Linked DNA regions of Homo sapiens: region 2 is linked to region 1. A link is an interaction called in ENCODE POLR2A ChIA-PET data of the cell type or tissue named here. Cell type or tissue: PC-9. All regions are shown on one strand. Each heading gives the region's core, and the rest is flanking DNA. Links, peaks and the distances in the headings are about the cores only. Region 1 has its middle 1.8 kb from the start of LINC01386. Region 2 overlaps TMEM171 (transmembrane protein 171).

Region 1 (2,920 bases), core at 217-2,716:
TGGATAATTTTTAAATTTTTTGTAGAGAAGGGGTCTCACTGTGTTGCCCAGGTTGATCATGAACTCCTGGCTTCAAGTGATCCTCTGGCCTCAGCCTCCCAAAGTGCTAGGATTACAGGTGAGAGCCACCACACCTGGCCCACTACTAACAGACTTTAGAGAGCCATTCAGGCTACTCCTCACCCCATGCAATCTTAGACTGTGTTACTAGATAAATGCTGTCTAAAAAAGGGGAAGAGATAACCTTTTTCTCCACTTTGTGTCAGAATACTATATTCAAATCTGGACACCTCATTTCAACAACAGATTGCAGGGATCCAAACAAAGAAACCAGCTTGGTGATCAAAAGAGTGCCTGCCCCTCAAGGACTCCCAACTCAGTGGGGTTGGTATTGACATAGCAGATACACAAAATGTATTCTAGATTGGTACCAAAACTATGGTGAGTAGATGGCTGTGACTGGGGGACTTCTCAATTGATTGCTCAGTCCATTAGAGGTGGCCTTTTTGTGCCTATTGGCTGTTATCGGCTGCCTTGAGTATATTGTCTATATTTGATCCTCAGTATTTTTGTGTGTGACTTGAGCTTTGAGAATTAAATTAAAATGATATATATTTTACTATTTAATCCTACAAAAGTTATTCAACTATCAATAAATATGTCAAGTGCTGAAAAGAAAAAATATCAACAATATCGGAATAAATAATGACTGTCTAGTTATTTTCTCAGCTGGGCCTAGTGGCTCATGCCTGTAATCTCAACACTTTGGGAGGCCAAAGCACAAGGATTGCTTGAGGCCAGGAATTCAAGACCAGCATACGCAACATAGCGAGACCCCCAACTCTACAAAAAATAGAAAAATTGGCCAGGTGTGGTGGTTCAAGCCTGTATTCCTAGCTGCTTGGGAGGCTGAGGCAAGAAGATCACTTGAGCCCAGGAGTTTGAGGCTGTAGTGAGCTATGATTATACCACTACACTCGAGCTACTCTGCCTCTTAAAAAAAAAAAAGTTATTTTTTCATATGAAGCAAAAGTTAAACATTCATGTTTAGAAAATCAGTTATTTTCAACTGTTGCTTTTGCTAGAAAAGTACCAGTTTTGAATTTTTTTTTTTTTTTTTTTTTTTAGATGGAGTCTTTCCCTGTCACCCAGGCTGGAGTGCAGTGGCATGATCTCGGCTCACTGCAACCTCCCCCTCTGAGGTTCAAATGATTCTCCTGCCTCAGCCTCCCGAGTAGCTGGGACTACAGGTGCACGCCACCACACCCAGCTAGTTTTTGTATTTTTAGTAGAGATGGAGTTTCACCATGTTGGGCAGGATGGTCTCACCCTCTGACCTCGTGATCCACCTGCCTGATTTTTTTCTTTCTTTTTCTTTTTTTTTTTTTTTTTTGGGACAGAGTCTTGCTCTGTTGCCAGGCTAGAGTACAGTGGTGAGATCTTGGCTCACGGCAACCTCCAACTCCCAGGTTCAAGAGATTCTCCTGCCTCAGCCTCCCGAGTAGCTGGTACTACAGGTGCGTGCCACCACGCCCAGCTAATTTTTTGTATTTTAGTAGAGATGGGGTTTCACCACGTTGGCCAGGATGGTCTCAATCTCCTGACTTCATGATCCGCCCACCTCAGCCTCCCAAAGTGCTGGGATTACAGGTGTGAGCCACCACACCTGGCCAGCCTTGAGTGATTTTTAAGAAACTAACTACAGGCAGGGCATGGTGGCTCACGCCTGTAATCCCAGCACTTTGGGAGGCCCAGGCAGGTGGATCACCTGAGGCCAGGAGTTCGAGACCAGCCTGACCAACATGGAGAAACCCCATCTCTACTCAAAATATAAAATTAGCTGGGCGTGGTGGTGCATGCTTGTAATCCCAGCTACTCAGGAGGCTGAGGCAGGAGAATCATTTGGACCTGGGAGATGGAGGTTGCAGTGAGCTGAGAGTGGGTAATTGCACTCCAGCCTGGGCAACAAGAGTGAAACTCCATCTCAGAAACAAACAAAAAAAAAGAAACTAACAAACTGAATACATTGTTATTATTATTTACCTATATAAATTGCCAATTTACATATAAAATTTGATGCATTATAATTATGGGAAAATAAATTCTATTAAAAGTTACTCAGCAAAGATAGTTATTAAGATAAATTAAATGATAATAAATTTTATTTTTAATTTAACTAAAATTTTAATTTAAAATTTTATTTCCTCCTTCCTAACCCTGCATCAGATAAAAATAATAAACTTTATACTTACTCTTCTTATGTATGAAGTATAGACATAACATACAGTACATAAACAGATATATACTAGATCTGTGGTATTAAGAAATTTTAAAGGGGGGATGATTAGGTAAAACATGTTTTTATTTATTTTATTTTCATTTAAAAAATTTTTTTTGTCAATATTCAATATAAATATTTTTTAAATTATTGAGATAGGGTCTCACTATGTTCCCCAGGCTGGTCTCCAACTCCTGGGCTTAAGCGAGAGTCCTGCCTCAGCCTCCTAAAGTGCTGGGATTACAGGCACGAGCCACTGCACCTGGCCAACACATTTTTCAAAGCTCCTTAGGGAAATGACATTTTTTTTAAAGTTGAGAAACTCTGAATTAAAACTACCTAGGCATCTTGACAGGAAAGTACTTTGCTGTTGGTTTGCCGCAATGAATCCCAGCCAAAATCTGAAACTAAGAATGGATTTATTCACACTCTTCTTGTCGTCATATCCCATTTCTTGCTATTTTTCCTCCCCCAACTTGTTGTATGTCTTCTGGTAATTGACTCATTATTTTCCTCTTGGGAGCCACCATCCCACTCCTTAGCTCCAGTGATGGTAGGTGACCCAGGTATGGCCAGGAGGAGACACAACCTTTGAGCCAGGCCAATCTGAGTAATTCCTGGGACTTTGCTGGAACTGGGAAG
Region 2 (2,920 bases), core at 274-2,773, 340 kb before region 1:
AGGAAGAGGTAAGAAATCAAAACAAATCTATGAAAAGTAGAGTGAGGGAGAAATTACTCCTCAGATTCTTGCAAATACTCTTAAGTGCATGTAATCAAACATTTGAAAAGAACCTAGTACTAAAGGGGTGTCACTGTTTTCATCCCCTCCCCTTCATGTTCTCTCTCCTTCTCTTTAGCAGGACCCCAACTTCAGAGGGTGCAGCCTCTGAAAGAGACTGTGAATCTATATATACCATTTCTGGGACGAATTCATCTTCTGAGGCCTCACACACTCCACATCTTCCATCTGAATTGCCTCCTAGATATGAAGAAAAAGAAAATGCTGCAGCTACATTCTTGCCTCTATCTTCTGAGCCTTCCCCACCGTAAACTATGGACTCTAGTTCAGTTTTATATGCAATGGATCACTATTTTATTTAATTTTTTTTAAATAAAAAATACAATAGCATTGGCTATATTCTGACTTTCCTGCTACAGCATCAACAAGGGTAACCAACCTTCCAGGTTAGATTCCAGCCATTAGTGCTTCAGACCATGGAGAGGGGCAAAGTGCCCATGGTCCAGGCACTGAACGTGTCCTCTTTGGATAGCATCTATCCATTTGTACTCAATGTCTTTTCAATGACAAGGGAATGACAACAGGAGTGAGACTGTCTTAATTTATTCATTTGTACATTATACACTTGGACCTACAACCCTGGGTGGTAGGTGAGATTATTTTTATTGGTGGATAAAGAACCAAAGGTTCAGAGAGTCTAATTAACTTCTTCAAGGTCACATAGCTTCTACATGATGGGCTTGGTTTTGAACCCAGCTAGCTGGTTTCTGAAAGACAGGCTCACCACCTTGTGCTGTCAGAGGCCTACCAGCAGCAATGGTTAATGTTTAGCTTGGTCCATTCTCTCTCCAGGGTTAGCTGCTTCTGAAACAGAGAAACAAGATTACTCCCTTCATTTCTTTATTATTTCTTCTCTTCTTCCCTTCTCTCTTTCTCTCCCCTCCTCTTTTCTCCTCTTCTTACTCCCCTTTTCTTTTCTTTGCTTTTGAAAGAAGACGATTAGGGAGGCTTTATGCTGGGGCAGTCACAAGCATGTTCATACCCTGGAGTCTCTTTATAGTGAAATTTCTTGACAGGAAATTTCTAGGAACACTTTGGCAACTAGGTTCTCCTCAAGAGGCTCAGGAAGGATTTGCCTTTCTGTATGATGACATATTAGAACAAAACTGACTGAACCATTGCTTTTTTATTCTTATAAGGATACTGCTAGCCAAAGCCTGTTGTATAGTTGGGTGTGTTAATATGTATTTATTTAATGCTAGATCTAAACCTTAAGAAATAATGACTAATGGTATTTCCAACTGGAAGAAACTGATTTTTAGAATACGAAATCTGTAGTAACAGCTTTTTTGGTAACAACATTTAGTGTAGCAAAAATGTGAATTTTTTAATGCCTTTTACACAAGCCATAATCTCCCCCAAATTGGTTCATTCCAGCATTTAAGTGCCTGAAAGCAGAGCAAAGGGGCGTGCAGGCTCCAACAGTTTGACTGAAGTAATGACTGATTTCATGTTAATTGCCACTGAGATAAGTCAGGGTGGCAGTTGGTACCAGCAGTACTAATCTATTTTTAAATTGGACATTTATTGGCTTGAACTGCTCTTAAAATTCTGCTATTTTTCCTCCTGGGAGGTTAATTATTCACATTTAAAAATTAGAACAAAACTTCCTTCTGCCGCTGTTTAAAATGCCTGAGCTGAAACTTCTAGGTAGAATTACTTTTAAGCATTTATGAGTCCTCATATTAATCAAGAACCTTTTTAATGGCTCAGTGTTGGGGTTTGTAACTGGGTATTTTACATTTATATGCTATGCTAGTAAACTTCAGCAAGGGGGTTGCCAGGCTCAGGAATAAGTTTGATCTTCTGGTTATGGAATCTACTCCGGTTCCATCAGTCCTTCACAGTATTCAGCAAACCTGAGACTGAAGCTGAAGTCTTCAAACCTCCCAGCTTTGAAAATGCTGAAAGTGTGAGAATGTTTATTGTGGGGCTGAAATCACATGCAGCAGAGCTGGGCCAAATCATTTACCCCCAGCAAGACGCGTTCTTTTCCTAGCACGGTGCTGGCAGAGGATGACAGCTTCTGAAAGCCCCCTCGGTGGACTGTGCCTTGTTTTTCTTAGGTTTGTTAGCTTTTTTATTGAGGTAAAATTTGCATAATACAATGAACAATTTATGTTTGTATGTATGTATGTATTTCGAGACTGGGTCTCACTTTGTTGCCCAGGCTGGAATACAGTGATGCGATCACAGCTCACTGCAGCCTCTAACTCTGGGCTCAAGCCATCTTCCTACTTCAGCCTCCTGAGTAGCTGGGAGTACAGGCGAGTGCCACCACACCCAGCTAATTTTTTAAATTTTTCATAGAGATGGGATTTTACTATACTACCCAGGCTGGTCTCCAACTCCCAGGGTTCAAGCAGTCCTCCTGCCTTGGCCTCCCAAACTGTTGGGATTGCAGGTTATGGAAGTCTATTTCATTTCTATCAGTCCTTTGCCATATTCAGTGGGTGAGTCATTGTGCCCAGCCTACAATTAACCATTTTAAAGTGAACAATTCAGTGGCCTTTAATACGTTCACAGTGTTATACAAACCACCACCTCTATCTAATTCCAAATCATTTTCATCACCCTAAAATAAAACCCCACACACATTAAGCAGCCCCTCCTTCTCCTCCTCTATGCCTCAGCTCCTGGAAAACACCAGTCTGCTTTCTGTCTGTATGTGTTTACCTATTCTGGGTATTTCATATAAGTGGAATCATAAATATGTGACCTTTTGTGTCTGATGTCTTTCATTTAGCATGTTTTCATTTAGCATGTTGTAACATATATCAGTACTTCATTTTTTATGGCC

What was found. Peaks named below come from ENCODE experiments on the same cell type or tissue, not always from the same donor. Only the 100,000 strongest peaks of a DNase experiment are listed, where the experiment ranks them.
Region 2: POLR2A ChIA-PET joins it to region 1 with 11 read pairs; 2 of 35 experiments call an interaction of 5 or more read pairs at or near these places.

What each region holds. Positions count from the first base shown.
Region 1 is chr5:73,473,330-73,476,249 of GRCh38, forward strand. No RefSeq gene overlaps it. Among named protein-coding and RNA genes, the nearest start is that of LINC01386, 1.8 kb to the left of the region's middle. In PC-9, for the core only: no CTCF peak of the experiment used is centred there; no DNase peak of the experiment used is centred there.
Region 2 is chr5:73,131,360-73,134,279 of GRCh38, forward strand. TMEM171 (transmembrane protein 171) reads left to right here. Exons shown (of 4, transcript NM_173490.8): 4 at 179-450. The coding sequence ends at 371. It overlaps LOC105379030 (a long non-coding RNA gene), which reads right to left. Exons shown (of 2, transcript NR_134252.1): 2 at 649-924. Among named protein-coding and RNA genes, the nearest start is that of TMEM171, 12 kb to the left of the region's middle. In PC-9, for the core only: no CTCF peak of the experiment used is centred there; no DNase peak of the experiment used is centred there.